2 separate regions of the Homo sapiens genome follow, and region 1 is linked to region 2. Evidence: read pairs that join two places in POLR2A ChIA-PET (ENCODE). Cell type or tissue: OCI-LY7. All regions are shown on one strand. Each heading gives the region's core, and the rest is flanking DNA. Links, peaks and the distances in the headings are about the cores only.

Region 1 (15,352 bases), core at 5,166-10,165, 87 kb after region 2:
GAACCACTACATCCAGCAGGACATTTTAAAAACTCGACAAATTCCAATCAATGGTGCCAATACTAGTAACAAAAAGTAAAGAAAAAGAAAAAAACTTCACAAGCTGACTATATGTGAAGTTCACATGAAAAATCAAAAGCCCAAGAAAAATCAAGATACTACACATGAAGACAACAGTAATGAGGGGATCTGCCATACCAACTATTAATTATAACACAGTAAGACTTCCAGGTTAATGGAGAAAGGTTGAATTATTTAATAATGGTACTTGCAAATGTGTTTATGCATGTGGAGGGAAATTAAACTAGATTCCTGTTCTACTCTCTATATAAAAATAAATCCCAACTTAACTAAAGACTTGCATTTAAAAAATAAAATACAATTTTTTTTTTTTTGAGACAGTCTCCCTCTGTTGCCTAGGCTGAAGTGCAGTGGTATGATCTTGGCTCACTACAACCTCCGCCTCTGAAGCTCAAGCAATCCTCCCACCTCAGCCTCCCAAGTAACTGAAACTACACGTGTGAGCCATCAAACCTGGCTAATTTTTGTATTTTTTGTAAAAATGAGGTTTTGCCATGTTGCCCAGGCTGGTCTCTAACTCCTGAGCTCAAGTGATTCACCCGCCTCAGCCTCCCAAAGTGGAAGGATTACAGGTGTGAGCCACTGTGTCCGTCCAGCCACTGCAGCTCGCCTCATTCTATGTTAAAATAAAAAACTTCTGTTCATTAAAGGATACCATGAAGAAAATAAAAAGATAAGCCACAAATTAAAAATCATATCAACAAAATATAAGTATCCAGAGTATATAACTCTTATAAATGTATAAGATAAACAATCCGAGAGAAAAATATATAAAAGTTACAAAATACAAAAAGTCCTTCAATACAAAAAAATGATGCTCAGTTTCCTTCCTTAGTAATTAGGAAAATATAAATGAAAAGCACCTTTCACACTACTAGCTTGACTAAATTTAAAAAGTCAAACAATGTCAAGAATGTGGCAAAGCTGTGGGGCAATGGAAACATTCAGATGCTCTGGTGGGAATGTACATTGGTACAATCACTTTGAAAGGCAGTCAAGATGTTAGGTAGGCAGATGGTACGGCATATCCTACCATCCAGCAATTTCACTCTTAAATTTATGTTCACTGAGAGACGTGTCGCCCGGAGACACATATAATTGTTTATACCCACAGAAAACTGCAAACAACTCAAATTCCAACAGTAAAATAAGAAAACAGAATGTGGTTTTGTTTGCAGGAAAATCAGTGAACCATGATGTTAAATGCATCAAGTGAAAAAACTCAAGGGGACAATGTCCCTCAGTACCTATGCCGAAATAAATTTGTAATAAACCAAAAAAAATTTTTTTAATTACATTACAAGCTTACTGAAGACTGGGCCAGTATCACTTAATAGTCATTAAAAGCTTCCCAAAAGTTTTGTACTAGGTATTCTAGATGTTTCCAAGACATATACAATTATGTCCACCAAGATACAATAATGTGATCCCCCAGTTTTGAAAATGACAGTGAGTCCATGGCACACACTAGATTAAACGAAATAAAACAAAACCATAGATGTCATTTTTATTTATAAGAAGGTACTTACATTCCCAAACTTCAATTAAAACTCTTGAGAAAGCACCATTCACACTGTGGTTTTTTAAAAGAAAAAAAAATGTTTTTGTTTTGTTTGTTTGTTTGAGACAAAGTCTCGTTCTGTTGCCCCAGCTGGAGTGCAACGATGAAACCTCAGCTCACTGCAATCTCCACCTCCCAGGTTCAAGCAATTCTCCTGACTCCGCCTCCTGAGTAGCTGGGATTACAGGCGCCCGCCACCACACCAGGCCAACTTTTGTATTTTTAGTAGAGATGGGGTTTTGCCATGTTGGCCAGGCTGGTCTCAAACTCCTCACCTCAAGCAATCCGCCTGCCTCAGCCTCCCAAAGTGCTGGGATTACAGGCGTGAGCCACCACACCCAGCCAAAAAAAAAAAGGCATTTTTAAAAAAAGTAAGTCTCACACTTATAATCCCAACAATTTGGGAGGCTGAGGCAGGAAGACTGCTTGAGCCCAGCCTGGGCAATACAGGGAGACCTCATCTCTACAAAAAATTTAAAAATTAGCCAAGCATGGTGACACATGCCAGTAGTCCCAGCTACTCAGGAGGCTGAGGTGGGAGGATTACTTGAGCCCAGAAGGTCAAGGCTGCAGTGAGCTACGATGGTGTCACTGCACTCCAGCATGGGTAACAAAGCAAGACCCTGTCTCAGAAAAAAAGGTTAATAAAAAATCCTGCTATTTTATTACTCAGCTACAGGGACAGGTGAGATTGTTTCTCTCAGGCTCAGATCAAGTAGAGTGTATCAATTTGTTTAAATATGTATGTATTTAAGAACAGCATAATTTCAACCAAAATAATTAAACTCTTCAAATCAATATAACTGGATTTTAAAACAAAACCAAAAACAACATCACATGAGCAGAATGCTTAGAGTTCTATCCATGATGCGTCTGATTTCAATCAGCACTGGTGTCACCATTGCCAAGCTGACCTGATCCAAGTTAGAGTGAGGTGCACTTAGAGGCCTAGTAACCACCCTTAAAGCAAAGGGTTCTTTATACCACTTAAAGTTAACACATTTTAACAGTTTGAAAACATCATAAAGTAAACAGTTAAATTTGGCATCAAAGATAACTATCTACTTTTCTTGGGTTTAAATGCTATATAATAGGCCAGGCTTGGTGGCTCACGCCTGTAATCCCAGAACTCTGGGAGGCTGAGGCAGGCGGATCACTTGAGGTCAGGAGCTCAAGACCAGCCTGGCCAACATGGTAAAACCCCATCTCTACTAAACAACAACAAAAAAATTAGCTGGGCCTGGTGGCATGTGCGTGTAGTAGCAGTTATTTGGGAGGCTGAGACAGGAGAATGGCTTGAATCCAGGAGGTAGAAGTTGCTGAGATCGCGCCACTGCAGTAGAGCGTGGGAGACAGAGTAAGACTCCATCTCAAAAAAAAAGAAATATTATATAATAATGTTCAGAATTTAGAATATTATGGACCATATTATGTGGGTTACAGTATGTACGAAATCTTTAAAACAGATGGTAAGTTACATAGAGACATCAAGTGACAGTTCTAGCTGATTCAGCTCTAATTCATTGTTTGCTTTCTAACAGCACTATTTCAAAATGAGCAATTCCATAGCCCATAGAAGAGATTTTCATTTTAAGTAGAGGTGACATCTTTACTTATGTAAGAAGCAATTATACAGGTTAACAGAAAAAATGAATTGCTATAGAATACACTAGAGATATGTTTCAGCAAACCATTAGTTTTCATTCTCAAGGGTATGTACTAAGGGTATCAGCTTAGCAGTCACTGAATTTATTAAGCCGTAATTTTGCTACACGAATTCTCCATTCTCTCCTTCAGAGCACTCTGAATAAATCAGAAAGCAATGTTTGCTTTCCTCTCTACAGTAACAACTGTGTATTTGGCCTGAATTCTAAATAATCAGGTTCTTTATGAAATTTTTGGAATTTAGCCAATATACAGATCTTTTCACTAAACATAAGCATGAAGGAAAGAGGCTCAAATCATAACTTTCATATTTAACTACTCAAAATGGGGGAGAACAGCCTCCTCAGACAAGTAGGATAAACATGCACAGAACTCTCCATCACCATACATGCTCTCCTGTCACTAAGAACAGAAATGTTTTTGAGAACTCGAAGCACAAACATTCATTTGGATGTTTGATGACATCAGCATCTATAGTCTAAAATCTATTGATATAATCCTTAGCACACAGTGTCTTTTACACTGGTTGAGAGCACACTAGGTGTGATGGTTAGTTTTATATGTTAACGTGGACAGTTATTTAATAGAACACTAATCTAGGTGTTGCTGAGAAGGTATTCTTTAGAGGGGGCTAACATCTACCTTCAATTGCTTTAAGTGAAGATTATCCTCCACAATGTGGGTGGGCCTCATCAGAGTGTCAGAGAGGGCAGCTAGTCAGACACAAATAGGGCAGGACTGGGCCCCCACACTCCCAGGAAAGTTAGGCAACCATCAAGTGGTGGACAGGCAGTTGTCACACCGCCTCACTAAAATAACAATAAGTTGCAGGCAGCACCAGGGAAAGGTAGTCTCCCTATAGATAGGAAACACCTGAAACTGGTGATCAGCAGCTTCCTAATAAGTTCTCAATGGGTGGGTGAATAACCTCAAGCATGTGCATTAAGAGGCAAAATGGCAGAGTATGACCTTCTAGGGACATTCTGCTGGTAAGGGAAGAATGCCTCAGGCAAGCGTTATGTACAACTCCAGTAAACACACTGCACATGCTCCCCTCCAAGCACTAACAGACCACTGTGCATACAGACAACCCACTCCAAGGGAAGAATCAGGGCAGAAAGGACGCCAGACCCTGGAAGTATGCTAACATATAACACCCCAAGTCAAAAGGTCAAACCCCACACTTGTCCTTCAAGTCACCCTCAGTATCTTTGCAGATACTGCACCGCTTCCAAGTGTACTTTCTCTCCTTTTGTTCCTGCTCTAAAGCTTTTTAATAAACTTTCACTCCTGCTCTAAAACTTGCCTCGGTCTCTTCTTCTGCCTTATGCCCCTCAGTCAATTTTTTTCTTCTGAGGAGGCAAGAATTGAGGTTGCTGCAGACCCGTACGGATTCGCCGCCGGTAATGAAAGGCCTTTAGAGCAACAGCGGAGGACTCCCAAGGAAGAAGTTCTGCGTCATGACCGCAGCATCAACATCTATCTGCGAGTTTCTAGCCTGACCTACAGATTTCTAACTTGCCATCCCTAACTGTCATCCCTAATTGGCTTACTCGCCAATTTCTTTCTTGAAATCAGTCAGGCCAGTCTCAGTAGCTTACTCCTGTAACCCCTGTCCTTTGGGAAGCCTAGGTGGATCACTAGAGCTCGGGTGTTTGAGACCAGCCTAGGCAACATAGCAAGACCCCATTTCTATAGAAAAATTTAAAAATTAGCTAGGCACGGTGGCACGTGCCTTTAGTCCCAGCTACCTGGGAGGCTGAGGTAGGAGAATGAATCCCTTAAGCCCACGAATTTGAGGTTACAGTGAGCTATGACTGCACCACTGCACACAAACCTAAGCAACAGAGCGAGACCCTGCCTCTAAAACAAAACAAAACAAAAATCGGTCAATATCTATTTCCATGTCTGTATGTCTGTCTCTCTCTTTACACATATAAATATATTTGTATTTATAAACACACACACTCTGGAGAACCCTGACTGATACACTAGGTAAAAAGAAACACTATGTTTCTTCTACACACACCAACAAATTCCAACATCAAATCATCAAATAGGGAATGGGGAGTTCCACAACAACCAAGTGTCCAATTCTTGGCAGACACCAAGACACCAACCAGATGTCTTACAGTTCAATTCTACGGTGATACTGTCTACCTGGAGTTAGCTATTGATGAAGAACGCCAAACTCTGTAAAATACTTGAAAAGATTTACTCTGAACCAAACATGAGTGACCATGGCCTGAGGCACAGTCTCAAAAGGTCCTGAGAATACGTGCCCAAGGTGGTTGGGTTTCAGCTTAGTTTTAGGGAGACACGAGACATCAGTCAGTATATGTGAGGTATACATTGGTTCGATCTGGAAAGGTGGGACAACTTGAGGGGGTTGGGGGAAGTGGGTCTCAGGTGGATTCAAAGTCTGATTGGCAATTGGTTGAAGGAGTTACTATCTAAAGAACTGGAATAAACAGAAAGGAGTGTCTGAGTTAAGATAAGGAGCTATGGAGACAAAAGTTCTTACCACACAGATGAAGTCTCATAGGTGGCCGCCCAGAGAGACAATTGATGATCAGACCTTTAAAAGGTGCCAGACTCTCAGCTAATGTCTTCAGGATAGGGAGGGCCTGGAAGGGGAAAGATCTAGTTAACAGAGATTCTTTATAGATGCACATTCCCACCCCCCTCCCAACCCCCCCAACCCCGGCTTCCCCCCACACACAAAAGATGGCATTGCAGGGCCATGTCAAAATATGGCAAAGAACCTTTTTTTTTTTTTTTTTTGAGACAGAGTCTCGCTCTGTCGCCAGGCTGGAGTGCAGTGGCGCGATCTCAGCTCACTGTAACCTCCGCCTCCTGGGTTCAAGCAATTCTCCTGCCTCAACCTCTCGAGTAGCTGGGACTATAGGCACGTGGCACCATGCCCAGCTAATTTTTGTATTTTTAGTAGAGACGGGGTTTCACCATGTTAGCCAGGATGGTCTCGATCTCCTGACCTCGTGAAAGAACATATTTTAACGTAAAATATTTCCATTTCCTCCTTTATCTGTCATGTGATGTTATGCCAGTCAGGCTGGTTAAGTAAAACCCAGTTGATGAGATTTTATGATTTAGAGAGAGTGACTTCCCAGACCCCTGTAGGAATTTGGGCAAGAGACAAAAAGGTCAGAGTTTAGTCCTCATAGCTTAGATCCCACAAGGCTGTTCCTAATTCAGACGCTAACCATCAAGTCCAGGCCTCAGGTATTTCTTACCTACAGAAAATAAATTGCGTGGGAGGTGGGAAGGGAGTTTCCCATGACCCCCTCCTTGAGTTTGAGAATTTCCTAGAAGGACTCACAAAACTCCAGAAAACAGGTACTTCTGTTCGCCAGTTTTTTACAAAGATATAAGTGAGGAACAGCCAAATGGAAGATGCATATCGTGGGGTAAGGGAGGAGGCAAGCCCTCTCGGGGCACAGCACCTAAATGTGTTCACCAACCCGGGAGCTCTCTGAGGCTGTCCTTTTGAAGAGTTTTCTGGAAAACTCTCTAAACCTCCGGCCCATCTTTCCTCCATGGAGCTAACGGGATGGGATGGAAAGTTCCAAACCTCTACTCACATGACTGATTACCCAGGAAACCAGTCCCCATTCCAAAGCGGTTCAGGGGTTTTCAACCACTAGTCATCGTATTAATATACAAAAAGACACTCTTATCACTCCTGAGAGGTCAAGGGTCTTCGAAGCTCTTGTGTCAGGAACCAAGGACTAAGACCAAATACTGTAACAAAAGATGCTCCTGCCAGGAGCAATGGCTCATGCCTGCAATCCCAACACTTTGGGATGTAAAAGTGGGCACATTGCTTGAGCCCAGGAGTTCAAGATCAGCCTGGGCAACAAAGTGAGACCCCAACTCTGCAAAAAAAAAATAAAAAATTTAGCCAGGCATGGTGGCCCACGCCTGTAGTCTCAGCTACTAGGGAGGCTGAGGTGGGAGAATTGCTTGAGTCCAGAAGGTAGAGGCAGCAGTGAGCTGTGTTCACACCACTCTACTACAGCCTGGGCAACAGTGAGACCCTGTCTCAAAAGGAAAGGCGGGGGAGGGGGGCTGAAAATGCTCCTGTCATACCCTATCAGTCAAGAAGTTTTAGAAGTTTTAGATCTGTGCCAGGAACCCAGGTCAGAGACTAAACATATACTTCTTATGTCACACTAGGCAACATGGGAAACACTGTGAGTTTTAAAGGTTTTTAAATTTGAAGTCATACAAGGAAAAAGGCACTTTAATTCAATTCACCTGGGGAACAAAGGCATCCCTTGTTTACTGAAAGATCATACATAATGACTGAAATAATCCCCAACTAACTAAAAGAAAAGTAGATCAATGGTAAGTATACTAAACTCTCTGTATGAAAAACATTTCAGGGAAAGACAGGGTAACATTAGTTCTGATGTGGGATCTGGGGAAAGGGGAGGAGGGCTGGAAGAAAATCAGGCAAAGTGAAATGGAATGCCACACCTGAGCTGAGCTGTCAAGGCCCGTACTTATTCACTCAACCATTTTAAGCTAATAATGTTTCAGGACTATGTCCCAGATGTTTTACTTTGACTGTCTCATCGATTGGTTCATACCAACATTAACTGGCACATACTATTATTATCCATAATTCTCAGGAGGGATGGAGGAGCTAAATACACAATTCACAAAAGTGACACAGCTATGAAGTGGTACTGGGCCCTGATTTGAGTTACTGAGCTATATGCACCCCTGGCAATAATTCCCAGGCAAAACAATAGGGCAAAAACATTCTATGCCAGATAATCTTATGAGCAATGTCACAGACATATTAACAGTAAATAGTATATTATGTTTGAGATTTGTACATAAAGAAAGGGGATTAGGCCAGGCGTGGTGGCTCGCACCTGTAATCCCAGCATTTTGGGAGGCCGACCTGGGTGGATCACCTGAGGTCATGAGTTTGAGACCAGCCCAGCCAACATAATGAAACCCTGTCTCTACTAAAAATACAAAAAATTAGCTGGGCGTGGTGGCGGGCACCTGTAATTCCAGCTATTTGGGAGGCTGAAGCAGGAGAATTGTTTGAACCTGGGAGGCAGAGGTTGCCGTGAGCCAAGATCGTGCCACTGCACTCCAACCTGGGCAACAAGAGTGAAACTCCATCTCACAAAAAAAAAAAAAAAAAAAAAAAAGGTGGGGGGGATTAAGGGGAACTAGCATGAGCAGAAACAAAAAAGCAAGCTGTATAAAGAGAAAAGATTTTTGGTTCAAAGTTGCCAAGAACTGTTAAATAAAATTTACAGGAGGCCACTGTTTTGAACTGAGCTTCTGCATTAGGCTCCAGCAGGCCAGATCAAAGTGGGGGCACTTGTGTCAAGTTGAAACTTTATTAACAGATAAATCCCAAACAGGCCAGTGTTTCCAAAAAAACCCAGGAGATTCACAGAAACCAATCCAGAAGAGCCCAGTCAACCTGAACTGGCATGATACGGAAGTTCCTGTCTCTTCTGCTTTAACCCTTAAAAGAAAAGTAACCTGAAATAACCTGATGTTAACAAATCTGCTCTTTTATATTGTACTGTTTGCTTGAGCTTTCTTTCTTTTTTCTTTCTTTTTTTTTTTTTTGAGATGGAGTTTCACTCTTGTTGCCCAGGCTGGAGTGCAATGGCGTGATCTCAGTTCACTGCAACCTCCGCCTCCCGGGTTCAAGCAATTCTCCTGCCTCAGCCTCCCTAGTAGCTGGGATTACAGGCACCTGCCACCACACCCAGCTAATTTTTTGTATTATTAGTAGAGACAGAGTTTCACTATGTTGGCCAGGCTGGTCTAGAACTCCTGACCTCAAGCAATCCACTGGCCTCAGCCTCCCAAAGCGCTGGGATTATAGGCGTGAGCCACCGTGCCCAGCTTGTTTCCTTGATATTGCTCATGCTACCTTACAAAAAAACAATTGTTCTGCCATGCACAATGGAGCTCCAAATTTGTAGACGTATGCTTCCCAGTTCATGAATAACTAATAGAAACCAATTAGATGTTCAAATTTGTTGAAAGATTTTGTTTTTAAATACAACCTAAAAATTTACCTTTTTTCCATCCTATCTCAACTTAATAAGAAAATAAAAACAGAAATTCAGGAAGTACAGGAAATCCCAATATAGATGATATCAGCAGACCAGACCAGTGAAAAATTCTGAGAAACAGAAAGCATATGGAAACAGCACGAGGACAAACCCCATAGGGCCAAGAGAACTGTAACTCGTTACAAGTAAGAGGACGGACCTTCAAATAAATTTTCCTAGCAGAATCCAGGAATAACTAACCATGTCAGCCGATTCTGGGAGAAGCAGCAGGCCTTGGATGGTGAGCCAGGGAATTAAAACTCACACATCTTATGGGAAAATCTACACTACTCAACAGGGTACACTCACCATGGCTTCTGTAATAACAGTCTACATGCACTACCAGGTGAATAAAAGTCTTTACAGCAAAGCTGAATTCAACTTTTTAGTTCTACCACTTACTACAAATAAATCTATGACAATCGCTACTCATCCCATGAAAATCAGCAACATGAAAAGGAGTACTGAACTCAAGAATACCTAAAAAAAATTCATACAAAAAACAAAGACTATGTTTTTTAAAGTATAATAAATTCCCTCAAGAAATTCAAGGAAACATGATATGCATAAAAAGAAAAAAGAAAACTTTTTGGTTAAAACATATTTGTTCGGAAATAAAAGTATGCAAGGTGAATCAGCATCAGCTCCTGGAACTCTGTGGCTGGCTTCTCTACCCTGGATGCCATCCCCAGTGGACATACCATGTTCTAGTATCTTCTCTCTTTCCAAAATCACTTCTTTGGCTTCTCTTCGGCTTATAAACATGTACAAACTTCCTTTAAATTAGAAAAAGCCTTTCCCATGACCCAGATCCCTTTTCCAAATAAAGAAGTAATGAGGTGAGGAGGTGTTAAGAAGCTGAATGGATGGTCTATTATATGAACAAAGAAACAAGAGAAAAATGGGGAGGGATAGTTAGTAACATACCAAACTTAAAGTGCCACCTTTACTGGAGGAGATTACAAATTAAGAGCCTGTATATAGAACTTTGTCCATGAGCATATTTTCCTTGACCCATGGAGTGTTTTACAGAAATTCAATTCCATTTTTTAAAATCATGTATTTAAAATGAAAATACAGATTAACAGCTTCTCTTGAAAAACTGGTAGATCTGATAGCTTTGAGGCCACATTCCCAAACAGCAATGGTGGCTGGAGCCAAATGGCCAGCATGAAACAGGCATTCTCCTCCTCTCCACAGTCCCCAAGACTGTCTTCCTCACCTTGAGCTTATGCCGGTTACCCTCTATCGTCCCACTTGCCCTCTTTTTTTCTTACAGTAGAAAAATATTTCCTCTTATCCCAAGGCCTGCTTTTACTCATTGCCATTGTTTGCCAGGCCCCTGCAGGCACTTAAGTTTGTGAGTCCGCTGCAGAATGATGGAGTCAAGAGAGGAGCTGAAAACACAGACCTCTGGCTGGTAAGAGAAGGCTGACAGGGCTAGAGTTATAGCTTTAGGGGAGCTTGACATATGTTAAAATGAAAGAAGACTGAGTTCACAAAAAAAGAATATATTAAAAGGAAATGGCAATAATGAAGGAACTTTAGGAAATAACCATAATTCAAGTCAGTATGAGAAACTGAAAGGTAAGTAAGTAACAGTAAGAGAAAGGAAGTACAAGGAGTAAGATGGTCAAGACAGATTTCAAAATGAGTTAAATTGATGGTGCACAGATTACAGCAAAAATTCATTCAGTTGTGACACTCCAGCCATAGAAAGAGATCATGGTCCACTGTAAAGTAATCTACTTAACAACCAAATTCAAGTCTAAACTACCCACGAAACTGAACTACACATCAATTGATTAAGGTTAACACAGAAAGATGAGTGTCTTAATTACTGTCAATGTAAATGCTGTATCAAGGTCTTGGAAGACATTTTTCATTGACCAGAATTATCATATGACAAAATTCATCTTACATGTTAAAAACACTTTCAAATGAAACAAACAGGCGGGAAAAAAAAATTAGGCACAAATCAACAACAAAATTTCCCTCCAACTGCTGCACTCTATGAGAGTACGTTGTGCTGTCATATTAACAAAAATGATCAGTTAATAAAGTGAAAAAGTTACCAAGTTTTCCTCTAAATTTTTATGTCATGAGGAGAGCAAAAAGGCCCATTTAACCTAGAAGGCAAGAATTTAAGGCATTACACTGCAAAAGCCATCAGACTGTGAATAAGCGTAATATCTCTGCACATTTGGCTTAAAAAGAACATAATTTAGAAATTCTACAATATAAAATAGGTACCTCTGCTATGGCTTTTGCATTAGACTACAAAACAGGCCAGGCAAGGTAGCTCACGCCTGTAATCCCAGCACTGTGGGAGGCAGAGGTGGGTGGAACGCTTGAGCCCAGGAGTTCCAGACCACCCTGGGCAACAAGACGAGACCCTGTGTCAAAGAAGAAAAAAAAGGAAAAAAAAAAAAAAGATTACAAAATAGATAAATGTGAGATAATAATATGGAGAGAATTCATAGAGAAATATAAATTCCATATTAAACATGTAAAAATACCCTTAACAATCAAAAAAATAAACATTAAAGCAAAAATGAAGTACCATCATTGTACAACTACTAAATTAGCAAAATAATATTTTGTACATTTGGCCCAGCACGGTGGCTCACACCTGTAATCCCAGCACTTTGGGAGGTTGAGGCGGGTGGATCGCCTGAGGTCAAGAGTTCGAGACCTGTCTGGCCAACATGGTAAAACCCCGTCTCTACTAAAAGTACAAAAATTAGCCAGGTGTGGTGGCACGCCCCTGTAATCCCAGCTACTTGGGAGGCTGAGGCACAAGAATCACTCGAACTTGTGAGGCAGAGGTCACAGTGAGCCGAGATCACGCCACTGCACTCCATCCTAGGCAAAAAGAGCAAAACTCTGTCTCCAAAAATATATATATATGTATTTGCTTGGACAAGTAATTAATGGCACTCCCAGAAAAGGATCTTATGTAAATAATACAACAGAAGCAAAAGGTTATAGGAACAAATATACATTCTACTACAATGTTTTTGAAGCAAAACACAAATAATCTGGAAACAAGTCAATTATCCAACAATAGACATATATAGAAAATTATGGTGCAACAAAACTATAACCTATAATTTTTTGTTCTTTCATGTGACAATAATGGGACAACGTGTGCAAACCTGGAAAAATAACTGATACCATGTTAAGGTGGAAAACAGAATACAGGATGAGTATCCCTTATCCAAAATGCTTGGGACCAGAAGCATTTCAGAATTTACGTTTTCGTGGGGATTTTTTTTTTGGGGGGGGGGAATATTTGCATATCCATAATGAGATATCTTAAGGATGGGACCCAAGTTTAAACATGAAAATTCATTTATGTTTCATATACACCTTATACACATAGCCTGAAGGTAATTTCATACAATATTTTCAATAATTTTGTGCACAAAACAAAGTTTGTGTACACCGAAACATCAATGAAGTGCAAACTGTCACATCAGGTCAGGTGTGGAAATTTCCACGTGCGGCATCATGTTGGTGCTCAAAAAGTTTTAAATTTTAAAGCACTTCAAATTTCCAATTTTGGGATTAGAGATGTTCAACTTGTAATATACCTACCAAGATTAAAAGTACACTAGGTAAAGAATGAAAAGCTAGGCCAAGACAAAGATGGAAAAACTCAAAGTTCAAATAAGTATTATATTGGAGTGATACATTTATGGAGCATTTTATTTTTCAATATTATTTTAATAATAAAGTAGATGAAACAAAATCTAGGCATCATGGGATAACAAGATTGACACAGAGACAAAAACCTATAGCGACAGTGCTAAAAAAAAAAAAAAAAGAAGAAAGAGAGAGCTGTGAGATCCCAATGTTAGACAGCAGTAACGGTAAGTTTTCACAAATGAAATAAAAAGAGGTCACCAGCTTTAGAAACTTAGAAAGCTACTAAGGACCTAAGAGAGAGGCACTTCAGCAAAATGGTAGAGACACAGATCTTACACAGAGAACTGCTTATTAAATAAATGAGGTGGGGAAGTATCTGTGAGTGACCCAGGCAATGCGGGGAAATAAATTGTTGATCACCTGGGCAAAGAATGAAAGAACGGTGATAGTTTGGAAAAGAATCAAGGTTGAGAAAAGTTTTTTAAACTACAAAATATTAAGGAAAGTGAATGGTCAGTAAAGAGAAACAATGAAAATGCAAAGGAGAATGAAAACTACAAAATGGCTCTTGGAGGCCACATAACACAAGAACTCAGGTTACATGAAGCACAACATGGCTTTTCATTGCTCCCAAAAAGCACTCAAATTTGTCTACAAAAGTGATCCTTCATTAAAAATTTTCATATCTTCTTAAAATCAGACATACTGATTAGAACACGTCTCCAACAGCATTTTAGCAAAAAGCCAGAGTTCAAATGAATGATTCTCTACTGACTTCTAAAAAAGGTAGAAGTCCCAAGTTAAACCCCAAATAAAATAATTTTGTTAGAGCAAGGAATGTTTGGAATGGATCTAAAATTCACATTTTTCTTCACTTCAACATCACTGAAATCAGTACGCATCTTATATTTCCTGGCATCTTAGCAATGTGCCATAGTTTAGAAGGCTGCATTTTTTTCTTTTTTAAAAATTTTCCCAGATTCAACTCAATTCCTCACAGAGCATTTTTTTCCTTAATAATACATAAGATAATGGTGTGCCTTACAATAGAAGGTATCTTTTATTTTTAAAAATATGGTATCTTTTGGTCCTTACCAACTTCCCTCACGTGTTACTATATAACTACAACAGAAAAGGAGGTAGAGAATAGAGAGAGGAAAGCTGGCATATGCAGTTTTAAACTACTCTGTTTTATAAAAATAGGAAACTGTGAACATTTCACCAGATTTCTGATTCTATAACTAAATGATCCCCACGGTTCTGATTCAGTAACGTTTATTCATGCTCATAAATGCAGAACATAAATCTTACATATACACATTTCACAGCACTCCATGTGAGTAACGGTCATGTTACAGCACAGGAAAAATGACATTTAAGGAAAAAGGATAATGAAAACAGCATACTTTCATTTAAACACAAAAACTTTAAATTTTTTTTTTATTGAACAAGATCAGAGACAAGAATATTTTTATTAAAAATATTAAACTTTTAGGACTGGGCGCGATGGCTCATACCTGTAATCCCAGCACTTTGGGAGGCCAAGGCAGATAGATCGCTTGAGGCCAGGAGTTTGAGACCAGCCTGGACAACATGGTAAAACCCTGTCTCTACAAAAAATACAGAAAAGTAGCCACACCTGGTGGCACACACCTGTAATCCCAGCTACTTGGGAGGCTGAGGCACAAGAATCGCTTGAACCCAGGAGGCAGAGGTTGCAGTGAGCCAATATTGTACCACTGTACTCTAGTCTGGGTGACAAGACCGAGACTCTGTCTCAAAAAAAATAAAAATATTAAACTTTTAAGAGAAATACTAGATAAGTAACTATCACTCAGGGCAATTTAATACATATTAACACATTTGCAACTTTTCTGTAAATATAAAATTATTCCAACATAGTTTACAAAAGTAAATAAATATATACATACATATTAACAATTTCAGTGACGATTTTTTTGGTGTTTTAATCTCAACAAATGGGTTGTCTAGAAACATTAAAGAAAAATATGTGAAACATTTACAGCGTCAAGCACCTTTGGCAATTACCATAATCACAATTAGCCACTCTGAACTGGATGCACTACAAATTTTTAAATGTTTTACAAATAAGGAAACTGAATTTGCCAACCAATAAATGTATTCTACTACTTCTGCCTATACTGTTGGAAATATAAAGGATGATCAAGTCAATGAAATCAGCATCTTAAAATGTTTCTTCAGCATAATCAGCTTATTGAGGACAGCAGTTTACTCAGAGAACATTTAAAAGTGA
Region 2 (15,352 bases), core at 6,121-11,120:
TGAGTCCTACGCAGCTACAGCATGCATAATGACACCATTTTGACAGCCTAGTCCCAAAAAGACTGCACCCTGCCCTAGGGATCAACAGCACTTGCATCTCCACATTCCTGGAACCCCACCAACATCCCCTATATGCAGCCACTGCCACAGCAAACTGCTACCACCAGGGCTGAAGCATGGGCCACCTGGCAGCAAACCCCCTTCCTCCAGCAGAGGAAGATCACCCATTTTCACATGCCCAGACAGACTTCACGGCCTGCAGGTGCCTTTGTTGTGGGCTGCCATCACCGCGGCTGAAGCACAAGGGAAGGGCATGTTTTCCACCCGTCTGCATGTGGCTGCTGCTACTGAAAGCAATCCCGCCACCCCCAGGAGCACAGCCACAGAGCAGCCACTGCCATCCCCACCTGAGCAATCTTCCAGGGGTCTGGGGATAACTCAGCCCCTGCCCACCATAGCCAGTGTTTCATGTGCCATCAAGGAGGCAGAGGTCAAGCTTTCTCGGCCCACCATAGCCATGGCCAACACCAGTGCACACCACTTAGAACTCAGAGGGTCATCCCACTACTGTTACTGCTATCACCCCTATCATGCCTGCTTCCCAGGGCCCAGGACTCCAACAACTGTACAGCCCACTGCCAACATTACTGGTATCCAAGCAAGCTACCTGTAGCCCCAGAATTAACCTGCCAGGACCTGCTGGCACAAGTGCTGGTGTTTGCTGCCCTGAGGCCCAGACACACACAGACTCAGTCCAACACTGCTACCACTGGACTCGACGATTGGCCCACCTCCTAGGCACCAGCAAAAGTTCAGCAGAGCCTCCATTAACAACTGTACCCTAAGTTATTGAGGAAATCACAGACACAACTTATGCTGTTTACAGACAAAGACATTATACAGAGACTATACTACTACATGCACCCAGAATCAAAGTCAAAATGCCCTACCCAATCAGCACTACAGATACATTTTCAGAAAAAGTCCGTCCCCATGAAAGTAAACTCAAAAAACTTCAAGAAGCAACTGTTACATCAGATGTGTACATAGTAATGTAAGGACATAGAAACCATGAAAAAACTAAGAAATATGACATCTTAAAAGGAATAGAATTAAGTCTCCAGCAACAGATCCCAAACAAAAAGAAATATACAAAATCCTAGAAAAAGAATTCAAAATGTTGATTAATGAAGCTCAGTGAAATACAACCAAATACTGAAAAACAACACAAATATATCAGAATATGAATGAGAAATTTACCAAAGAGATAGAAATTATAAAAAGAAACAAACAGAAATATTAGAAGTGAGGAATTCATTGAATGAAATACAAAATACATTTGAAAGCAACAACAATAGACTAGATTAAGCAGAAAAAAAAGAACCTCAGTACTTGACGACAGATCTTTTGAAATAACATAGTCAGTCAAAAATTGCAAAAAAAGAATAAAAAAATGCAAAGCTTATGTGACATGAGACATTATAAAGCAATCAAATATTCAAATTTTCAGAGTCCCAGAAGGTGAAAAGAAAATCAAAGGGTTAGAAAATATATTTAATGAAATAATAAGATAAAAACATTCCAAGTCTAGCAAGAGATTTAGATATCCAGATACAGGAAGCTTACAGATCCCCAAACAGAAACAATAAAAAAGGGTCTTCTCCACAGCACATTTTGGTCAAACCATCAAAAGCCAAAGACAAAAATAGCAAGAGAAAAGTGTGTAGTCACTTATAAAGGGACCCCCATCAGACTAACAGTGGATTCTAAGCAGAAAACTTATAAGCCAGTAGAGAATGGGAAGATATATTAGAAGTGCTGGGGAAAAAAAAGAAAAAAAATAAATAAATAAACCTGTCAGCCAAGGCTACTATACTCAGCAGTTATCCTTCATAAATGAAGGAAAAAGAGTCTTTCCAAGACAAGCAAAAGCTGAGATAACTCATCTTTTTTTAGTGTTAAATTCAGTGCTAAAAAAAAATGCTTAAGTGAGTCCTAGCCCTGGAAGTGAAAGAATGATAACTACTACCAACATGAAAACACACAAAAATGTTACCACTCCAGAAATCCACCAAACTTGGCCAGGTGCAGTGGCTCCCACCTGTAATCCCAGCACTCTGGGAGGTTGAGGCAGAAAGAATGCTTGAACCTAGTAGTTTGAGACCAGCTTGGGCAACATAGTGAGACTTCATCCCTAGAAACAAATTTTTAAAAAAATTAGCTAAGGCCAGGTGCAGTTGCTCAAACCTATATTGTTCTAGCACTGTGGGAGGCTGGAGCAGATGGCTTGAGCTCAGGAGTTCAAGACCAGCCAGGGCAACATGGTGAAACCTCATCTCTATAAAAAAATATAAAAGTGAGCCAGGCGTGGTGGCATGTGCCCATAGTCCCAGCTACTCAGGGGGCTGAGGCAGGAGGATCACTTGAGCCTGGGAGGCAAGAGGTTGCAGTTAGCTGAGATCAGGCCTCTACACTCTAGTCTGGTTGAGAGAGCAAAACTTTGTCTCAAAAAAAAAAAAATTTATATATATATAAATATATATAAATATATCTATATATAAATATATATAAATATATATAGATATATAAATATATATATATTTATATATATCTTGCTCTTGCTCTGTTGCCCAGGCTAGAGTGCAGTGGTGCAATCTCGGCTCACCGCAACCTCCACCTCCCAGGTTCAAGTGATTCTCCTGCCTCAGCCTCCTGAGTAGCTGGGATTACACGCACGTGCCTGGCTGATTTTTTTGTATTTTTAGCAGAGATGGGGTCTCACCATCTTGGCCAGGCTGGTCTCGAACTCCTGACCTCGTGATCCACCCGCCTCGGCCTCCCAAAGTGCTGGGATTACAGGCGTGGGCCACTATGCCCGGCTATATTTCTTTTTAATTAGTAAGGCATGGTGGCACATGCCTGTAGTCCTAGATATTCAGGAGGCTGAGGTGGGAGGATCACTTAAAGCCTGGGAGTTCAAGGCTGCAGTAGGCCATGATCACACCACTGTACTCTGGCCTAAATAACAGAGTAAGCATCTGTCTCAAAAGAAAGAAAAAAAAAGAAAACCACCAAATCACAGTGGTAAATAACATGAGAAAGAAACCGATATATAAAATAACTAGAAATCAATTAATAAAGTGACAGAAATATGTCCCCCCTATAAATAATAACCTTGAATGTAAATAGATTACATTTTCCACAGAAAAGATATAGATCGGCTGATTTGAAAAAAAATATATATATGATCCAACTATATAATATCCACAAGAAACTCATCTTACCTCTGAAGAAACATACAAACTACAGTAATAGGATAAAAAAGGTATTCCATGGAAATGGAAACCAAAAGTGAGCAGGAATAGGTAGACTTAGATAAAACAGACTTTAAGTCAAACAAAGTAAGAGACAATGAAGGCCATTATATAAGATAGATCAACTCAGCAAAAAGATGTAACAATTCTAAACATATCTGCACTCACCACCAGAGCACCCAGATACATAAACAAAACATTATTAGATTTAAAGAGAAAGACTCCAATACTATTATAGTTAGAGCAGTGGTCCCCAACCTTTTTGGCACCAGGAACAGGTTTCATGGAAGACAATTTTTCCATGGATGGTGGGGACAGGGGACAGGCATTAGATTCTAATAAGGAGGGCACAACCTAGATCCCTCGCATGTGCAGTTCACAGTAGGGTTCATTTGCGCTCCTATGAGAATTTAATGCCGACGCTGTTCTGACTAGAGGCAGAGCTTAGGTGATAATGCTGGCTCACCTGCTGCTCACCTCCTGCTGCGCAGCCTGGTTCCTAACAGGCCACAGACCAGTGGTTGGGGACTCCTGAGTTAGAGACTTCAATACCCTACTCTCATCCTTAGACAGATCATCCAGACAGAAAATCAATAAAGAAACACTGAATTTAAGCTACACATTAGACCAAATGGATATAACAGACATTTACAGAATATATTTCATTCAGTAGCTGCAGCATACACATTCTTTTCATCAGCACATAGAACATTCTCCAAGATAGACTGTATGTTAGGACCCAAATAAGTCTCAACAAAACTTTAAAACTTGAAATAATATCAAGTATCTCCTGAGACCACAATGAAATAAAACTAGAAACCAATAATAAGAGAAACTCTATAAACTGTAAAAATAAATAGAAATTAAACAATATGCTCCTGAATGACCACTGGGTCAAAGAAGAAACTAAAAAGAAAATGAAGAAATTTCTTGAAGCAAATGAAAACCAAAAAACAATGTACAAAACCGATGGGATATGGCAAAAACAGTGTTAAGTGATAATTTTATAACAATGAGCAACACATCAAAAATAAAGATTTCAAATAAGCAATCTAATGGTGTACCTCAAGAAACTAGAAGAGTAAGAACAAACCAAATCCAAAATTAGTAGAAGGAAAGAAATAACAGATCACAGAAGAATTAAACAAAATAGAGACTAAAAACACAATAGAAAAAAATCTACAAAATAAAAAGTTGTTTTTTTTGAAAAGACAAATACAATCAATAAACCACTTGGTAGGATAACCAAGAAAAAAAAAGGGAGAAGACCAAAATAAAATCAGAAATGAAAAAAAAGACATCACAACTGATAACTACAAAAATACAAAAGATCAGAGGCACTAACAAACTAAAAAACGTACAGGAAATGGATGAGTTCCTGGACACATACAACCTATCAAGATCAAATCCAGAAGACGTAGAAAATCTGAAGAAAACAATAACAAGTTATAAGATCATGCAGTAATAAAAAGTCTCCCAATAAAGAAGAGTCTAGAACCCAATGGCTTTGCTGTTGAATTCTATCAAACTTATAAAGAATACAAATTCTCCTCAAAGTATTCCAAAAAACTGAAGAAGATGGAATTCTACCTAACTCATTCTATGAGGTCAGCATTACCCTGATACCAAAACCAGATAAGGACACAACAAAAAAAGAAAACTGCAGGTCAGTATTCCACATGAACATACATGCAAAAATGTTCAACAAAATATGAACAAACTGAATCCAACAACACACCAAAGAAATAATACACCATAACCAAGTGGGATTTATCTCAGAGATGCAAAGATGGTTCAAAATATGCAACTCAATAAGTATGACATATCACATCAACTGAATGGAGGACAAAAACCATATGACCATCCCAATACACATAAAATTGTTTGGTAAAATTTTGCATCCCTTCATGATAAAAACTCTCAACAAACTAGGCATAGAAGAAACAGACCTCAACATCATAAAGGGCATATATGACCAACCCACAGCTAACATCACAATGAATGGGGAAAAGCTGAAATCCTTTCCTCTAAGAATTGGAACAAGACAAGGATGTCTACTTTCACCACTCCAATACAGTATTGGAAGTTCAAGCCAGAGCAATCAGGTAAAAGAAAGAAAGAAAAGGCATCTAAATCGGAAAAGATGAAGTCAAACCGTCCCTCTATGCTGATGATATAATCTTATATCTAGAAAAAACTTAAGTCTGCACCAAAAAAATCTTAGATCTGGATCATTAAATTCAATAAAGTTGCATTATACAAAATCAACATCAACATAAAATTCAGTAGTGTTCCTTTACACCAATAACGAATTAGTTGAGAAAGAAATCAAGAAGGCAATCCCATCTACAACAGAAACAAAAACAAAAACAAAAAACAAGAAAAGAAAAATACCTAGGAATAAATTAAACCAAAGTTGTAAAAGATCTCTATAAGGAAAACTACGAAACACTGTTGAACGAAATTGAAGAATACACAAACATGTCCCATGCCCATTGATTGGAAGAATTATTATCATTAAAATGACAACATTTTACAGATTCAGTGCAAATCCTCATTCAAAATATCAATGTCATTCTTTGCAGAAATAGAAAAAACATCCTAAAATTCATATGGAACCAAAAAAGAGGCAGAAGAGACGAAACAATCCAGAGCAAAAAGAATGAAGCTGGAAACATTATATTACCTGACTTTAAAACATATTACGATGCTACAGTAATCAAAACAGCATGGCATTGGTCTAAAAACAGACACAAAGACCAATGGAACAGAATCCAGAATACAGAAAAATTCATATATTTACAGCCAACTAATTTTTGACAAAGGTGTCAAGAACACACAATGGGGAAAGGACACCCTCTTCCCCTCTTCAATAAATGGTGCTGGGAAAATTCTACAATCCTGTCTCTCGCTATATACAAAATCAACTGAAGATGGATTAAAGACATAATAAACATATGACCTGAAACTATAAGGCTACTAGAAGAAGGCAAAGGAGAAATGCTCCAGGACATTGGTTTAGGCAAAGACTTTATGGCTAAGACCTGAAAAGCACAGGCAACGAAAACAAGAATAGACATATGGGACTATACTAAAGTAAAAAGCTTTTGTACAGCATAAGAAAGAATCAAAAGAGTGAAGAAACCATGAGTTTAATGGGGTAAAATATTTCCAAATTCTTCATCTGACAAGGGACTAATATCCAGAATACACAAGGAACTCAACAGTAAAACAAAAACAAAAAACAAATAATCCTATTAAAACAAGTATGAATAAACATTTCTGAAAAGAATACACACATATGGCCAATAGGTATATAAAAAAAAATGCTCAACATCACTAATTATCAGAGGAATGCAAAGCAAAACCACAATGAGATAATCATCTTATCCCAGTTAGAATGGGTATTATTAAAAAGACAAAAAGACAACAGATGTTGGTGAAGATGCAGAGAAAAGGGAACTCATACACTGTTGATGGATTAATACAGCCACTATGGAAAACAGTATGGAAAAAAACTAAAAACAGAATTACCACACAGTCCAGCAATCACTACTGAGTATTTATCCAAAGGAAAATAAATCAACATATCAAAAGGATACATACACTCACGTGTTTATTGCAAAACTATTTGCAATAGCAAAGATATGGAATCAACCTACATGTCCATCAATGAATGAATGATGAAAATGTGGTATGTATACACAACAGAACATTATTTGGTGATTAAAAAAAAAAAAAAAAAAAGAATGAAATCGCCCAGCGTGGTGGCTCATGCCTGTAATCTCAGCACTTTGCGAGGCCGAGGCGGGTGGATCACTTGAGGTTGGATCATGTTGAGACCAGCCTGATCAACATGGAGAAACCCCGTCTCTACTAAAAATACAAAATTAGCCAGGCATGGTGGCGCATGCCTGTAATCCCAGCTACTCGGGAGGCTGAGGCAGGAGAATCACTTGAACCTGGGAGGCAGAGGTTGTGGTGAGCCGAAATCGTGCCATTGCACTCCAGCCTGGGAGACAAGTGCAAAACTCCATCTCAAAAAAAAAAAAAAAAAAAAGAATGAAATCATGTCATTTGCAGCAACATGGATGGATGGAACTGCAGATCATTATGTTAAGTGAAATAAGCAAGGCACATAAAGACAAATATTGCATGTTTTCAGGCACATGTGGGAGCTAAAAGACTTGATTTCATGGAGGTAGAGAGTGTAACGATAGATATCAGAGACCAGGAAGGGTGTGTAGGTGGAAGTGGGGGAGGATGAAGAGAGGGTGGTTAATGAGTACAAACAGTTAGACAATAAAAGTTCTAATGCTCAATAGCACATTAGAGTGACTATAGTTATTAGCAACGATCTACTGATATATTTCAAAATAGCTAGAAGAGAGGCCTTGAAATGTCCCCAACACATAGAAATGATACTCAAGGTGATGGATATCCTCCCTCACAAATAAAACTGGGAAATTAACATTGGTGCAATACCATTAACTAAAGTTCTTATTCGAATTTCACCAGTGTTTCCACTATGTGCAATCCCCCCAATCCCATTCAGAATCCCATGTTGCATTTTGTTGTTATGTCTTTTTAATCCCCTATAGATTCTAAGAGTTCCTTAGTCTACTTGTCTTCCATGACCTTGACAGCTTTGAAGAGTATTTATCTCTCAATTTGGGTTTGTCTGATAGTTTCAAGTGATTGGGCTGGGGTTGTGCCTCTTGGGCAAGAGGACTACAGAAATGATGTGTCCTTCTCAGTGCGTCCTGAGGTTCATAACAACCTTGATTCACTTAGGTAAGGCTGTGTCTGCCAGGTTTCTCCACCATAAAGTTACTATCTTTCCTCCTGTAGTTTACGAATGTCTTAAGGGAGATACCTGGAGATCATGCAAATCCTGCTTCTCCTCCCATTTCTCCTGAAACAGTCATTCACTGATTTTAGCTTCCATCAGTTGTGTCCAGTAAAGTTTACAATAGTAAAAATCAGTCTCTGTGATGGCGTTTTGTGCCTGTGGGGATCAATTGGTGGTCTTGGTAACCACCATGACCACACACAGACCTGTCTGTAATGTCATTTCCTGAAAAGAGAGGAAGAGGAACTGCAACATATTATTCAGTGTCTGGAGTATAACACAAGGCCATATACACAGACGGCTTCCTCTACCTTTTTCTTCCTGATGCTATGAATACAAGACATATTGGCTCCTCAACTCAATAAATTTTAGGCCTTGTTCAGCAACAAACATTCATTCATTTGTAAAACCTGACCTTCTATTCTGTGGCCCTTACCTTCAAAGCATGCTTAGGCTGGCTGTGAATTAATGCAGCATAGAAATCATCATGCAGAACAAGAGGTGCTAGGGTGGGTCAGGTCAGTGGTGGGAGAGCATCTAAACCTTGCAGGAGAGGGGTTCAGAGGGTTGCATAACCCTGGAGGACAGGCAGGAGCCTGTCAGGTAGGCAAGAGAGGAAAGGAAGAGTAACCTATTCCAGTGTATACCCTGAGGCAGGGGAAGGAAACTCAGCTCCATGCAAGAGTGGAACATGATAAAACCCTTCTAATTTTGACACACATGTGGGTTTCTATCGTGCAGCCTGATCATTGCTCCTTTACTCCACAGGGACACCTTCCTATACAAGGTTACACTACTTCTCCTATGTAAGAAGAGATCAGCTGGGGAGCTGCAGGGGAACCCAAGCCATTTACAATAAGCCACCTCAGCATTTATTCATAAATGTGATAAAGATCACTGGACAACTAACAGCATGAAGAAGAAAAAACAAGAAAAATAAGAAAAGTAAAATATACAAACAGGAAGATACAGGTTACTCAAGAAAAAGAACTTAGAAAAAAATCTTAATTAATACCAATAGAGAAATGGGAGGGGAGGTTATATAAGAAAAAACGATTATGAAAGATAACTATAAGGCGGGTGCAGTGGCTCACGTACATAATCTCAGCTCTTTGGGAGGCTGAGGTGGGAGGATTGCTTGAGCCCAGGAGTTTGAGACCAGCCTGGGTGACATGGTGACACCACATCTCTACAAACAAACAAAAAAAATCTAAAAAAATTAGCCAGGCGTGATGATGCACGCTTGTGATCCCAGCTGTTGAGGAGGCTGAGATGGGAGGATCCCTTGAGCCCAGGACTTTGAGGCTGCAGTGAGCCATAATCACGCCACTGCACTCCAGCCTGTGACAGTGGAAGACCCTGTCTAAAAACAAAAAAAATATGAGTTATTGGGGGATTAAAAATATGACTGCTAAAAATAAAATTCACTGAAAGGACTGATAGAACGTACAGAACTACATAGCAACTGCTTGTCATAAGATGAAATTGATGAGTACAGAACAAAAATAAAAAGAAATTGAAATTACAAAAGAGAAAAAAAGGGAAGATAAGTCCAGGGGTTCACCACCCATCAAAACAGAGTTCCAACAAAGGAAGCAAAGAGATTGTAGAAGACTTTTTAAAAAACGTCTGTTTAATAGCTTCCCATTCATCTTAACTGCACTAATTGGAGGCTATAAATACCATGAAGGCAGAGGTGTATCTCTATTTGTTCTCCTCCAGACACTGTATCTGGCACAAAATAGATGCTAAATATTATTTGAATGACTGAACAAATGGACAAATGAGTGAATAAATGTGCAGTTATTTTAATTTTTAAAACTACTTTAAAAAAAATGAAGGTACTCTTAACAATAGTAAATTGGATAATACATTTTTGTATGTTGGTGCAACACTCTGATTTCCCTTCTAGAAAGAACCTGCAACCAGTTCGGTCACAAGAAATAGGATTAGTTAAAAGTCTCTGGATGCAGTGCCTTCAAATCTACTACAATTTTTGAGCTGGGCCACACTCCTCCTGGGCAGCCCCTAGTCAATAGCTGAGCATGCTGGGGTAACAGGACCTGGCTATTACTCCCCAACAAGGAGTAATGCTCTAGTAATGCTTCTCTAATGCTCATTTTTGACCCTTTGCATTGACTGACACTTTGTCAGACCTGCATCACGGTCTGAGGCTCTCCCTGCCTAATCTTCCTTTGTCTCCTCTTTCCTTTGAAGGACTGAAGCCTTTCTCTGCGAAATTATCTTTCACAGACCTAAGTTACTCTCATCCAAGCCCCTAACCACTTGCAGTCCTGTATAGTCTCAGCATCTGCCTCTCAGATGACCCACATGTTTGTTACATGATTGAATAAAGGACTATCTGGCAAAGACAAAAGGTTAGATTTTGAGCAGGGTAGACTATAAAGGGACTAAGAAACCTAGAATTTGGGTAAGAAGCATGAGGCCCTGAAGTTACATAAAGAATTGGGAATGGGACAGAAGGAACAGAAGTTACCTGCAATTTGAAGGTAGACTAGAGATCGTAGGTTGAACACAATGAAGATAAAGGAGGCATCAAAGAAGCTTTAATTTACAGAAGGAGAGCAATGATGAGGAGGGGAAAAAATGGTGAACTCCAAATCTCTCTGCACATGGGTTACAGATGCCAATGAGGTAGCCATCTGGGTAGAGGCAGATTAACAGCTGGTGAGAAATGCAGCCGGAACTAAGGAGAAAGCCTGGGGACAAAGGCGTTTTATTTGGATATAAATGTAGGCTAATCATCTTTTTCCAAAAAGAATTGAGGTCATTAATGATACAGGATATATATAAATCATGCTAATGAAACAGAATAGGAAAATAAAAGATGAAAGTGGAAGCAGATGTGTTAATAATCAAAGCTGTATAGTTGAGCATCAAATTTGGTTCTGGGAGTTGAAGTAAAACTAGACATACAGTGAAACAAAACACACACACAAAATACCTATCATCAGAAAGGCAGGCATTTGGTAGCTACCGGTTTCAACTTCTGGCATCAAATTCTAAAATAAATTTTTCACGTGAACTTTCTAAAGGGGCTGATGAATGACACAATGAAAATGTCTTCATCACCAGCTTTACTGCAAAACAAACTCTGTTTTTATATGACTGGCTCTTAAAAAGATGACCTTTAATAAAGTCAAGTGTTGAACTAGTGTGGTCTTTGATGGCCTATCTTGATTTTAAAATAAAACACATGTAGGAGCAGTTGAAGCCCACGCCCTTTTAAGCAGCTTCCAAAAACCTCTGGCTTGAGAGGCTCAGGCACTGTGAAAGCCTTCCAGATCAGGGTGCAGCTGAGCCACGCTTGCAGCTGAGCCACGCTGGGACTTTGAGATCACAGTGAAGAAAAGAGAGGACCTCTGCTTTCCAAAGAGCAAACACACAAAACCACAATACCTACTACTAGCTTTCTTGCTTCTGGAAGCCCTGAGCAGATAAAAGGACAGCAGCAAAACACACTCCTAGCTTAGCTTCTCAGGAAGGCATTTAGTGCCTCAAATCTCCCTGTGAGGGAATACATAGAGAGCTACCTTCGAATGAATTACATAGATTATATATAAATAGAGTGTTTAAAAATGAAACTACATTGAAAAATACTTCAATAAAAACATGAAAGGCAAGGGCATTAAAACAATTATTATATATGTATAAAAACTTTCACCATTCAATTCATTTTGGCAGAAAATAACTGCTAAATTCAACAGCGTAGAACACAACATGGTTCAGCAGAACAGACTCATTGACCTTGGAGTTTACCATTTATCTGAAATCTAAAACTGTCCACATCAAAAAACTAGAAGTAGAATAATTATATTTAAAGAACACTGAATTGTAAGGCATTCTATGGTACTTTTCTCAAGCCTAATATTTACATAGCAGAAGGATTTTTTAAAAAGCAAAAAAAACTGAATAAACAAAATAAGCACACAATTTTAGAAATATATTTAGCTAATCATATTCCCTGATGTTCTATATGCACTAAAAAATAATCCACTAAAATTTATAACAGCTATTTAATGATGCTTATTTGACAGACTGGAACTTGAAAAACAGCTCTTGATAGCAAAATTGAGAGTATATGAGAGTGCTAAAGCTGTAACTTTAGTACAAATCAAGATAAGTGTGGTATTCTAAAGAAACTATGTTAAAGATGGCTGATTACAAGAGGGTGAGAGGTAAAGACAGAAAACAGCAACTGAAATGTGCTTTGTCTCCTCAATCACTGTTCAACCTGATTTGTATGTGTTTTGGAATGGAGGAGGAGGAGAAGGAAGGTGAACAGTAAGAACAATCAAATCTGGTGGCTTACAGTTATCCAAAGAATATTTAGGTGCATAAGCATTAGTCGTCCCTCTTTTAAGGAATGGGAAAATACTCTTAGATGCGCTTCAGACCAGATACTGTGTTTCTCCTGGGCAGTGTGCAGTAGAGGGAGGCCCTTCCCTATCACAGCATCTTCAGTAACTTGACTTTGAGAGTAACACTCCACCTACCATGAAGACAAGCCTATCAACACTGTTGATCAGTGGAGCAACAAATGCCACTGCCAAGAGCCCATGGGCTCCTCTGTCTTCATTAATGCATTCCTCTCTATAGGATTCAAGGAGAACACACTTCATAGACAATTATACACTCGGTGCAAAATTGAAGAAGTCCTGTGGGGCCACAGAAACCAAGATGAGTAATGGCTTGGAAAGGGTCTCCTCCTCAACAAGCTATGCAGGATATAGGCAACATTATAATTATTCTATAACTTAGTATTTTCCACTTATAAATTTCCTTAGTACTCTGATCATGGTGACTATCTAAATGAAAACAAAAGGCCAGGTACGGTGGCTCACGCTTGTAATACCGCACTTTGGGAGGCCAAGGCAGGCAGATCACTTAAGGCCAGGAGTTTGAGACCAGCCTTGCCAACGTGGTGAAACCCCATCTCTACTAAAAATACAAAAATTAGCTTGGCACAGTGCTGCACACCTGTAATCCCAGCTACCTGGGAGGCTGAGGCACGAGAATCGCTTGAATCCAGGAGGCAAAGATTGCAGTGAGCGGAGATCGTGCCACTGAACTCCAGCGTAGGTGAGAGAGTGAGACTCTGTCTCAATAAATAAATAAATAAATAAATAAATAAATAAATAAATAACACAAAACACATACATACTCAAAGGAAGATAAGTAATTCAGGTTAATCTGAATGCAGCCCTACTGCCTAGTCTGTGCCTCCATAAGGAGGATGTGGCTATCACTTGGACTTCTATCACCAGTACAGATCCACCTTAATGTCCAATGGGCATTAAGTGAGGAACTCAATAAAGTACAAAGAAGTAACATGATGCATGTTAGCTATATTATTACTGTCATTTAATCCTGGTTCTCAATATAAACATACACTCACTAGCAAAATGGCAAAGAGAAGTGGGCATGAGAAAGGACTGGAAAGAAAAGCATCAATGGCATGTTGCTTATTTTACTAAATACAAACAATGGGATTCCTCTACTGATCCAGTATTTTTCCAGCAATGGACCTGGCTTCTATGTTGGACTAAAATAGCCTCTGAAGTCTAAATTTGTAAAATAATGTTTATAAAAACAACATAATAATAAAGTGATTATAGCTTCATCAGCCAAATATGATTTTTACATATAATATCAGCTGTATAGCATACTTTAGTAAAGTACTCCCCCTCCACCCCCTCCCCACCTGAGACTTAGCCACAGTGAAGTCAGGAATGCATTAGGCAGCCAAATGGAAACTACCCGGTGATAAGCGGCTGAGTGACAGCCAGGTCAGCTCTGCCACACCTTGGTGCTAGAGGATAAATTACATCTGACACTGATGTACTCCTTCAACAAGAAGACTTGCTTTAAGGTTCTGATTAGGAAAAATGAGTTAGTCTGCTAATTTCAGTGAATCAAAGTTGTCTATTATAAGACAGAGTTGTTTGTTTAGATATGTTTTATACTATATAAAAGTATAAACAACAATTTTTAAAATGTACAGTTTATACTTTACAGAGCTTAATTTCTGCTCCAAATTTTGTTATCCAGAGCCACTATTTGTGGTATATTATCATACTGTAACAAATTGCCTGTCTGACTTGAAAGTTGTGTGGCCCAAGAAAAGCTCTTACAGTAACCACTCTGTGTAACTGACTTCCACTGAACAACTTCCTGGATTAACCACTGCTCATAATTTCCCTGCAAACCATGCTGACAAATACCCAATGGCACTAGCAGTCTAGTGGGTGATCCCTAGGTGCCATACATACTTTCTGTTCCTGCCAGCTGGACCTCATGCTGACAAAGAGTGAGCTGTTTATACCAATTGACTTGCTATTTTAATTATGAAATTTAATCATGAAAGCTGATGAAATATGAGTACAAAAGATAAACGTTGTTCCTATTAAAAACTAAGGCTTTATACAAACTTAATAAAGGCAAGTCATTAAAAAGAAAGCTGTTGGATTAAATGTGGGCAGGACAGCTATGAAAAAATGAGAAAAAATTTATGAAATCTAAGATTTTGTACTCAGATTATGTTGTTAGTCTCTATGTTTTTATTCTTATGGTTTAGCCTATTAACACAATTAAGAATTTAAAAGAGTAGAATCATTGTCAAAGAAAAGCCCTTGGTCTCACAAGAGTTTGGCAAACATATTCTTATATGTGTTAATGATAATAAAACAGTTTGAATGTATACTTTTTAACAATTCCCTGCTTGAGTTGATATTTTCAATTCACTAGTTCCAATTATGCTGGGTAAAAGGGTATTTTCCATGCTTCAAGTTAGTAACTACTGGATTAGTGGGTATTAGATTTATGAGGTTATTATGAACAAACAGGATTAATCTGGAATCTAGGCATTCACATTTTTATTCCAGACTTTTGAAAGATAAAATACTTTAAGATTCTCCATCTCTTTAACCTAGCAGAGATCAGAGAACAGTGATTAAGAACATGACTCTGTTCAGACAGCCTGGCTCCAACATTTACTAGCTCCATGAGAGTCTTATCACTTAAGCTCCAGTTTTCTCAACTGGAAAATAAGGTTAACAATAGTACCTACCTTCCTGGGCATCAAGAGATTGAAATGAGAAAATGTGGCATAGCAAATGCCTAGTACAGTGCCTGGTACACAGTAAGTACCCAAAATGTTCATTAT

The links. ChIA-PET counts read pairs that join two places held together with the same protein. Peaks named below come from ENCODE experiments on the same cell type or tissue, not always from the same donor. Only the 100,000 strongest peaks of a DNase experiment are listed, where the experiment ranks them.
Region 1: POLR2A ChIA-PET joins it to region 2 with 5 read pairs; 2 of 35 experiments call an interaction of 5 or more read pairs at or near these places.

The regions. Positions count from the first base shown.
Region 1 is chr14:71,503,325-71,518,676 of GRCh38, reverse strand. SIPA1L1 (signal induced proliferation associated 1 like 1) reads right to left here. Exons shown (of 24, transcript NM_001386936.1): 3 at 5,832-5,934. Among named protein-coding and RNA genes, the nearest start is that of SNORD56B, 110 kb to the right of the region's middle. In OCI-LY7, for the core only: no CTCF peak of the experiment used is centred there; no DNase peak of the experiment used is centred there.
Region 2 is chr14:71,591,170-71,606,521 of GRCh38, reverse strand. All of the region lies in intron 5 of SIPA1L1 (signal induced proliferation associated 1 like 1), which reads right to left. Among named protein-coding and RNA genes, the nearest start is that of SNORD56B, 200 kb to the right of the region's middle. RefSeq lists an enhancer at 303-1,060. In OCI-LY7, for the core only: no CTCF peak of the experiment used is centred there; a DNase peak (open chromatin) is centred at 8,421; H3K27ac peaks cover 798 bases.